Linked DNA regions of Mus musculus: region 1 is linked to region 2. A link is a contact called in ENCODE Hi-C or POLR2A ChIA-PET data. All regions are on one chromosome and are shown on one strand. Each heading gives the region's core, a stretch centred on a gene start or an enhancer-like site at or near the end of the contact. The rest is flanking DNA. Distances are from core to core; before and after follow the strand shown. Region 1 holds the start of 1810062O18Rik (RIKEN cDNA 1810062O18 gene). Region 2 holds the start of Ecd (ecdysoneless cell cycle regulator).

The links. A loop is a pair of places that touch in the nucleus more often than their neighbours do. ChIA-PET counts read pairs that join two places held with the same protein, here RNA polymerase II (POLR2A).
Region 1: a map of T-helper 17 cell shows a loop between it and region 2 (2.1-fold over the local background). The contact joins the promoter of 1810062O18Rik here to the promoter of Ecd in region 2. A Hi-C loop is called at or near these places in 1 of 37 maps with a recorded cell type or tissue (T-helper 17 cell). POLR2A ChIA-PET finds 5 or more read pairs at or near these places in 2 of 5 experiments (Patski and embryonic stem cell).

Annotation. Positions count from the first base shown.
Region 1 is chr14:20,543,966-20,549,075 of GRCm38, forward strand. 1810062O18Rik (RIKEN cDNA 1810062O18 gene) reads left to right here and starts at 2,328. Exons shown (of 6, transcript NR_033571.1): 1 at 2,328-2,379. Ppp3cb (protein phosphatase 3, catalytic subunit, beta isoform) reads right to left here and starts at 2,608. Exons shown (of 14, transcript NM_008914.3): 1 at 2,391-2,608. The coding sequence starts at 2,475. Usp54 (ubiquitin specific peptidase 54) reads right to left here. Exons shown (of 21, transcript NM_030180.2): 21 at 4,947-5,110.
Region 2 is chr14:20,344,756-20,349,439 of GRCm38, forward strand. It overlaps Ecd (ecdysoneless cell cycle regulator), which reads right to left and starts at 3,366. Exons shown (of 14, transcript NM_027475.3): 1 at 3,039-3,366; 2 at 1,856-2,066. The coding sequence starts at 2,060. It overlaps Fam149b (family with sequence similarity 149, member B), which reads left to right and starts at 3,407. Exons shown (of 14, transcript NM_001024512.2): 1 at 3,407-3,639. The coding sequence starts at 3,593.

The DNA.
Region 1 (5,110 bases), core at 1,078-3,577, 200 kb after region 2:
CTTACATGCTGTTGTTGTTTTACTTATTTATCTTTTAAGACAGGGTGCATTATGTAGCTCCGGCTAGCCTGAAACTTGCTATGTAGACCAGACTGGCCTCAAAATTAACAGCAACTTCCTGCCTCTGCCTCCAGTGTGGTGGGATTAAAGGCATGTGACCACAGTATCAGGAATTCTAATACATTCCACATAGAAATGAAAGTTGTCACCATGAAGAAGATACAACTAATACACAACATGCATTAACCATACGTTTATAACTGAAATTTCCCAAACAAGCTCCTTTCCTACTAAGAAAATGGTTTTCATTTCAAAACAATAAACTGTAAATGGCTATGTATTAGACTCACAACTCACCCCTAAAGAATCTGCCTTCTGCTTGCAACTCGTTTTTCCTTCATTAAAGCAGTATGAGAAAAAGATTGCTACATAAATGACAAGGAACAAGATTCACAAAAGGACAACATAAATACATGATTTGGGAATGTGACTAGTTACGTCAGCTATTATTCTGGTGAAAAGTATCCAGAAAAATAAGCACACAGGAAATATAGTTAAGAAAATGAAGAAGCAGGCAATGGCCTGTTTCAACCCCCACCTATACAATTACAGAAATTAATAGGATCAATGCCTGATCTTCTATCCTTCAAGAAAAAAAAAAATCCCAGAAAAAGAAGCTCATAAACTATTCATTCTAGGGGCTGGTGAGATAGCTCAGCGAGTAAGAGCACTGACTGATCTTCCAGAGGTCCTGAGTTCAAATCCCAGCAAACACATGGTGGCTCACAACCATCTGAAATGAGATCTGACACCCTCTTCTGGTACGTCTGAAGTCAGCAACAGTCTACTTATTTATAATAATAAAATAAATCTTTGAGAAAAAAACCTATTCATTCTTTTTTTAAAATTTATTTAATGTATATGAGTACACTGTCACTGTCTCCAGACACACCAGAAGAGGCATCAGATCCCATGACAGATGGTTGTGAGCTACCATGTGGCTGCTAGGAACTGAACTCAGACTTCTGGAAGAGCAGTCAGTGCTCTTACCCGCTCTTACTCCAGTCCTATTTAGTTCATTCTAATGCTTAACCCAACCACATATGTCATGCTTTAAGAACCTAAAGTGCAGATTGAAAACAGAAAAAACACAGGTGGGCAGTGGTGGCGTACACCTTTGATTGGGCTCTTAAGAAGCAGAGGCAGGCATATCTCTGAGTTCCAGACCAGCCTACTTTCCAAGTTCCTGGCTAAGACTACGCAAAAAAGCCCTATCTCGAAAAACCAGCACACATACATACATACATACATACACACACACACACACACACGAGAAAAGGGTTTGTTTTAAAATATTTTAATGGCAAACCATGGTCACAATTCAAAGCAAAGCTAGCAGTATTTAAACACTGTGCCAGTCTATACTTGAGACACTGAATTTGAAAATTAAAATAACTTTAAAAATGAGCATAATCTAAATGACGAAATCTTCATTTTACGATTTCTGCTTATTGACTGCAAAATAAAGAAAAATAATTTCAGTTCTTAATATTCTTAATCCATAGTATTAGTGTGGTAGATGGGCTCTCTCTGAGAGCCTGGACTTTTAAGGAACTTTCAACTGCCTCTCAATTTAATTTAAATAAATCTGTTTATCTGTACACACACGTCCTCCCTGGCTCAGAAGAATTTCACTTTTCCTTCTAAAGAGTAAGTCGTGTGTTTAGAGGCGGCTTGTAAAACCCTTTCTGTTAAGTGTACCACTTCCTATACATGGGACTTTTTTGCCTCCTCTTTGTAAGATGGCTTTTTCCCCTGCCCCGCAGCTACGTCTGGGTTCCTAGGTCACCCCGGGATCCTTCATCCTGGTCCAGTCCCATACGGTTTTCCCGATTTCCGCGCGGGGTGGCATCTGAGGGCCGAGCGCAAACCCCCTGCGGCTGGCGCTAGCTAGGCGTTGTCACCCGGGAGCAGGCGTGGGCCAGAACGCGGGCGAGTCCAACGGCGTGCGGCTAAGGGGTTCCGGGGCCCCTCGGTGCGCCCGGGCAAGCCGGGAGTGCAGCTGTCGAGGAGCCGGAAGCTCTTAACGCGGGCGCCGCGCCGACCACAGGCAAAGCAGGAAAGAAAGGGGCTCACTGCGGCGGACGGCCCTGAGCCCGCGTTAGCGACAGCCCGCGCACGACGCCCGCCCGGGCCTGCAGGGCGAGCGGGAGACCGAGGAGCAGCCTACGCCTCGGCCCGGCCCAGCGGGGACCCGCCCAGGGGCCACTCCCCAAGGGAGGCAGCCAGTCACTCGCCCGCCCCGCCAGGCCCGCTCCTGAGGGGACGGACTCCCGCCCGCCCTCACACCGCGCCTCACGCCAGGCCCCCAGGCTTCGGGTACCTCTCACCTTTGACGACGCGGTCGGCCCCGAGAGGGGGCGGTGGGGGCGGGGGCGGGGGCGGCGCGGCCCGGGCCGGCTCCGGGGCGGCCATGCTGGGCCCGGGGCTCGGCTAGGTGCCGGGACGGGCGGGGTTGGGGGCGGGGGCGGCGGCTACCAGAGCCAAGCGGCGGCGCCGCCGGGGAACATGGCGGACCCTCTTTCCCTTCAGAGGGGCTAAGACCGTCATGCATCGCGCGTGCAGGGGCGGGGGCGGGACAAGCTCCAGGGACTTGAGCAAAATTACCGAGGCTACTACAGAAACGGAAACAGTCCAAGGGATCAGGTGAAAATTCCGTACATGCAGAAAGACAAACCAGTAAAGAGAGGTTGCAGATTAAACTGAGGGGCTGTTGATAAAATGCAAGGGGAAAAAAGGACGGTTTTTTGGCCGCTTTGGAGCCCAGGAAAATGAAGAGGTGTAATTTGATCTCAGAATTTCCCAGGCCTAGACAAATATATGACAATTTATCTACAAAATCTAAGTGATAATACTATGGCCAGAGAGAAAAATGAAAGAAGCATCAGGGAATCTATAGAGTGGCATTATCATTTAAAATGAAATTTTCCCTTTAATACCAGACCTCAGGAGGCAGGGGAAGGCAGAACTCTGTAAGTTCAAGTCTAGCTAGGTCTAACCACTCAGGGCAACAAAGTGAGACTGTCTCAACAAAACGGGGCCCTAGAGAGTTGCATAGAATTCGAACTCTTGCTTTGAGAGTTTGGAAAAGTCCAAAGGCACATAAATTCAGCTGGAAAAGTCTAAGCACCACGATTTAAGAACCAAAATGGATCAAGGGAAGTAGGGAATGACACCAAGAGGTGTCCTGAGAACCTGTAAGATTCCCCTGGAAAGCCATTGCCTCTCTCGTAATTCACTGAGCAAATAAATTTGAAGGCAGAGAGATGGTTCAATGGATAAAGGTGCTTGCAGCCAAGGACTGTGATTTAAGTTCCTTAGGACTAATCCCCATGGCCGAAGGAGACAATGGAAAGAAGGAATTAGACTCCTTCTAGTCTGACATCTACTAAAACTTGTAAATAAAGAAATGAAATAGAAAAAAATGGAAAGCAGAGACTAAGTAGGTAGAAAATAGGAAATTAGTTCCTTATCTTTGTACATACTCGGAATTTGAATTTGGGCAACTTGCAGAAACAGATCCAAGTTGACCAGCATCCAAGAGGTCAAGAAACAAGTACAGGTGGTCCTTAACAGTTATTAATAAGATGCTCAGATGCTGAAGGCATAGGCCACCAAACCCAGTAATGGAACCACAGGGCACACAAGGTATTAAAAGAGAACTGACTAGTACAGCTTACTCTAGCCTTCATGTGTCCTCCTCATACATATGCACAGTCATTACACTTCTTCCAAAAAGATAGAATTGTGTGTATGACACGAGCAGTGTTGAATGGTTCAGGGGCCAACATATCTACTAAGGCCCATGTCTCTATGTTATAGCATCCAAATAGGATGAAACAAGAAAGCCCTCTGTATCTTATTACTCAGTAACACAAGTTCTCAGAATCTGTCCTCAGTGATTAGGAGGGCAACGTTCTCAGCATCTGTTGTTTCTTTGTGTTCATCAGTAAGATCAAGATCTGGAATAAATAAGGAGGGAAAACCCAATAGACATTCTTTGCAAAGGGAACCTTCCAAATTATTTTCTTTTGTGTGTTTATGTGTTTTACCTGCATGAATGTCTGTGCACCACATGTGTTCAGTCTCCATAGAGGGCAGAAGAGTAGATTATATTCCCTGGAACTAGAGCTACCAAATATTGTGAACCACTATGTGGTACTGAAAACTGAACCTGGGTCCAATACATGAACAGCTTGTTCTCTTAACCATTGAATCATCTCTCCAGCCACTACAAAATACTTTTCAAAGGAAAGAGACTGTTGGGAGTGTGTCATGGGTGAAGATAGCTCTCATTATCACAGAGATATTCTGACTCTTAAGGGGAAAGGAAAGGGAGCAAGGCAATAGGAAGAGCAAAGGATTGGAGTCACATCACACACCTGGAATGCAGAGAGGAAAGGCACCAAGGCTGGTACTGTACTGGGAGTGAGTTTGTCAAGGTGGTTTGAATGCCCAGAAGACAAGGGGAGGAATGGAGAATGTAATGCACTGAGTGTCCCAGGCAGGGGAGGGATAGTTAACACGCTAACAGCCATAACAAGAGGGAAAGACTCTTAAAGATATGTTGACTCCATAAGTGAGTTTGTTTTTTTTGTTTGGTTTTTTGGTTTTTCGGTTTTTCGAGACAGGGTTTCTCTGTGTAGCCCTGGCTGTCCTGAAACTCACTTTGTAGACCAGGCTGGCCTCGAACTCAGAAATCCACCTGCCTCTGCCTCCCAAGTGCTGGGATTAAAGGTGTGTGCCACCACACCTGGTCAGTTTGTATTTTTAAATTCCTCTTTGGCTATTCATTTTCACTTGGTCAAAGGCATTTCATATAAATGTTGAAGCCTCCCGACCCCAGAAGAAAAGAGCAAGGACATACAAAAGTAAAAGACAAGAGATTAAATACAACTATCTTATAGATTTATTAATGAAAAATACTTTACAAAACCAGTATGCTTTGCCCTAAAATACTTTAGCTGACTCTTGAGAGTTTACAAGGGTGAGTGAGCAGTGGTAGTAATGGCTCTGCTGCTAAGGACAGGAGGGGTGTTAGTGTGCCCAA
Region 2 (4,684 bases), core at 2,116-4,615:
CACCCATAATCCTAGCGCTAGGGAGGCTGAGGCAGGAGGATTGTGAGTTTGAGGGCAGGCTGAGTTACAGCAGAGCCAAGTGATCTCTCTGAAACCATAAGCAAAATAAGTCCTTAAGTTGATTTTTCTCAGGTATTTTTTTTTTATCACAACACTGAAAAGATGACTAACCAGATTCAACAACACATTGAAAGGGGTTATAATACTACAGTCGATTGGGGTTTGTTCCCGTACGACAAAAATGGTTCAACATACAGAGTCAACCAACGTCTCAGTGGCTGCTCTCCCAGAGGATCTGGGTGCAATTTCTAGCACCCACATGGTGGCTCACAAACATTGGCGACCCCAGTTGCCTCTGTCTGAGGGCACTGTGTGAATGACCTGTACTGACATACGTATGTGCAAACACCCAAGCACATAAAATAAACAAAAAGTTAAGGAATCAATCGATGTAATGTACCGCATGAAGCTCAGAGAAATGCACTCCAAGGCACCACAGCAACCATGGCAAAAACCAAGCCAAAGAAACAGAGAACCAAAAGATGTGAGAGGAACAACCTCTCAACTTAGCTGCTTCACCAAATCCCCTATCTCTCCAGCTAGAGGAGCTCAGAGCAGAGTACGATTTTCATTTGCATTATATATCAGACTTCAACTGAAACCTCCCCCGCAGCCACAGGAAGCGAGTGGCACAGTCTAATCTGTGCTGTACCAAGGCACCTGCCAATGGTGTGTGGAGCTCAGGGAAGTTCAGAAGCTGGAGTCTCCCACACTGAGACCAAGCCCCTAGTATCTGGAGGTGCTGACACTAGGTCTTCCTGCTCTGTCCCTCACGGCACATAGCAAAGCAAGGACTGTAAATTTGAAATACTAATCATCTTGGGTAACATTCAGCAATGCCATCACATAGTGGAAAATTCAGGGTAAGCCTGGCTTTCTAAAAGATAATAGGTTGTTTTTGTTTGGAAACTGACTCTCACTCTGTGACCCGGGCTGGCCTCAAACTGGTGATTCTCCTGCCTTAGGCCGGAGTGCTAAGATGACAGGTGTGTGCCACCATACCTGTCTAATGGGCTCGTTTTATATGTGGCACATTAATTTGCTCATCTCCCTGTCAATAAACATTGCCTGTATCTAGAAAATAAAATTAGGGTTGGGGAAGTAGCTCAGTGGCAGACCAGTTGCTTAGCAACGCACAAGGCCCCAGGTTCAATGCCCAGTGGTGGAAAAAAGTTCAGTGACAGTAATACCACAGGAGAAACCGAGCGGCTGCTAGCCAAATCTAACACATTAGCACTGAAGTGTGAACAGGAATGGCGGGATCCAAAGATCCAAGGCTCCCGATCCTCAACAGTCACTCTGAGTCACTGAGTAAATACAGCCTGGCTGCACTCATTCATTTTCATAACGTTAGAAGACATGACAGAACAGATGACTGTATTTTGCTAGAGTTGGACGTAAGCACTGGTGACAGCAGTAAAGGACACCGGAAATGCTTCTGGGTGGCAACGGACAGTAACAAAACCCATTTAGTTGTTTTTATTGGCCAGACAAAGTCACTCTTGGATTCTCAGGAAAACAGCTACATGAAACAAAGCAACCTCCCACAGGCATCATGGAGATAAGTCCTGCGCAGAGAAAAAGAACTGTGACTAAGTCCCAAGCCTGGGCCTTCGCAGCACCAGCACTCACACTTAGGCACAGTGAGAGAGTCCATACCACAGCCACAGTCCCCGCATCCCTAGCCATAAAGATATTCTATAGAGTTAAAGTTAGGGGCTTGGCTATATGTGGGCAGACGTCAGTGGCTTTTAAGGTTATGGAACAAGTCTCTCAGAAGGAAGGCTTACTTTACCTTTTGCAGGCTTGTATTTGAGATTGAAAGGCTGATTCTGCCAGATATAAGGGACCAGTATGGGTGCGAACTGGGTCATTATCCGTTCAATGTACTTCTGAAGAATCTCTCTGTGCTCTTCTGTGCCTCTGGCTTTATCTGGTATCAGGAAGAGATGGTACTCCACAGCATCCTCTACCATTGCGAGCTTTCCACTGCCCTCCATTCTTCTCTAAAAATGGCCATCAAAGTTCAAGGGACATAAGCCACACAAAAGGAGAAATAACAGCATTCTCAGAATTCTTCTAGGTGACTACATTATTTCCCCCAAATTTGATACACACCTACCATCATGGTTCCGGCCTTTACCAGACACCACTTGATTTATCCTCTGAATAACAGACTTAAAACTATCTTCCTTAAAATTAAATTATGTGAACTGGAAACCTTGATATTATGGAGTAAATGAAAGTCCAACAACTCACTTCCCAAACCAAAGAAGTATGTGAGGATAAAAGTTAAAAATAGCTAGGTGTGCCTATGGTCTCAGCTGAGAGATCAAGGCAAAAGGATCACCTGGGTCCAGGATTTTGAGGCTAGGCTAGGTAACATAAGACGATCCTTTCTCACAAATAAATAAATGTTTGCCCTTCAGTCGGCAGCAGTGTGTGTAACACAGTTTGAAAACATTCCATTACTATCCATTATTCTCTCACACCTTCCAACCGTGCTTCAGTCGGTGGCATACTTTGGGCACTTTACTTTCTTGAGCTTTCTACTTAGTCGTGAAATGAAAGTGTTAGTCTGCCGTCTCTAAAACACCTTCCTTTAAAATTGTGTTACTAGGTGCGTTAAAAAGCAATGCCCCTTGCTCTACAGGGCTTCTATAGAAGATTTAAAAGTGCCAACACTTGCGTGTCGGAGTTTCGTCCCAAAATAATTGGTCATGGTTCCGGATGCCCACCTAACGCAGCAATTTAATTCCTAAGCTTACTTGGCTTTGCAATGAACCAATAAGGAACCTGCACCTTCTATGCAACTACCCACTCACCACTGTAAATTAGAATCGTGCTGCCTCTCACCCTGGCGGATCAAGGAAAAACTCTACCCACCCTCACCCTAAATCCAAGCAGGGCTCTTTATGTAGAATTTACAGAGTCAGAATTGGACTTGAGATCATGGGAATTAATGAAAAATGACATACCCGAGAGTACAGAAGAGGAGCCACCAGGAGCACTGTCCTGGCGCGGTATAGTGCTCCTTCACCAAACTAGACGCTCTTCTTCCACCTGACAAAAGTAAAGCGATCCCTTTCAATAGCTCTCTCGTGCGCCTCTGCTCTGGCACCTTTCCTTGGCTGCCTCTTCCAGCAGGACACTTGGTCAGAGGCGACCACCAACCGCCCAATCCCGGCCCATGCTGGGTCCTCGCGTTCGCTTGGGCCCTGATCCACGCCTGAACGCCTGCAAGTCGTGAGGCTCGGAACCCTGAGTATAGTCTCTAGTGCGCATCGGAGCCAATTTCCGAAAGACGCTGTACCTTCGTCACTTCCGCTCATGAGAGGAAGGAGGCAGGTCGGAAGACTATAGAGTGGGAACTCTGGGAGGTGGCGGTCCGGAATCTAAGCGACGGGGCGAGACGGGGCGAGACGGGGCCGGTAGGTGGCAGGAGGGGGCCGGGCCGGAGCCGGCGGGAGGGCCAGGCCCCGAGGCCCCCGCCCTGGCTTGCCCGCCCTGGCCGCAGAGGAGAAAAAGGAGGATGATCTCCAGATACACTCGGAAGGCCGTGCCGCAGAGCGTGGAGCTGTGAGTGGATTGCTCTGCTCGCCCAGCTTGGGCCGCCGGAGCTCAAGGGACCTTATAAGGCCCGTCCTCTCCTTTCCCGTCCCAGACATAGGGAGGGAAAATACTATCCCGGATTCTCACCTCCCAGCCCTGGTGGAAGCTGCCTTTTGTCTTTGGGTCACCAGCTTAGGGTGTGCCTTTGGGACTGTTAGGTCCTGAATTGAGGGAGTGCTGCATCCGTTGTTCCCACAGTGCTTTTGACCCCACTGAAGATAATAGCTTAAATGCTACAATAACGTTGAACGTGTCTAGTTCAGAACACCATGCAAAGCTGTTTGCTTGAATGCAATAGCGAAATCAGGTTGAGACCAACTTTGCACATCCTACAAATAAAGATCACAGGTCTAAAGGTTGTATCTAGAAGGTGGTGCAGCTCAGACGTACAAACCAAGGGTCAATCCGATTGTAAAGCCTGTTGTCAAGCAATTCACACATTGCCGTCACACCCCCTGCAAATAATGCTAAAAAGCAAGCACTTTGGTAGTTTAAAAACCTGCTTTGTACCCTTAGTAAAGTGTAACATAGAGCCTTATATCTACTGACTGGTACTTTGCAATTTCAAAAGAACCTGCAGTTTCTTGGTCCTTTCAGCAGTTCTGAAAGATTGCTGTAACTAGCTTCTGTTGCTCAGATAAAATTAGAAAGCTTCCACATCTGAACCCAATAGGGCCTGAACGTTTAAACCAAGTCCCATTGGTCCTCCTCATTGAAGTAAGCAATTTCAACAGCCATACACTTATTATGCATTCCAATAACATTCATTTAAAGTCACACCTGAGATTTTTAGATGGATACTTTTCTTGCCACTTAGCTTTTAGGAAATTTAACTAGATCTGGGCCTTCCTGTCTATGTATACAACTAAGATGTACAAGTATACCTAAAATGATGACGTAGGGCTGGTACATAATAGATCCTCAATAAGTGATAGCACTACTTTCTTCTTCCCGCCTTTACTTGGTAAAAGAGCCATACAAAGAAGAGAACCTCTCCTTGCTTTTCAGAAGC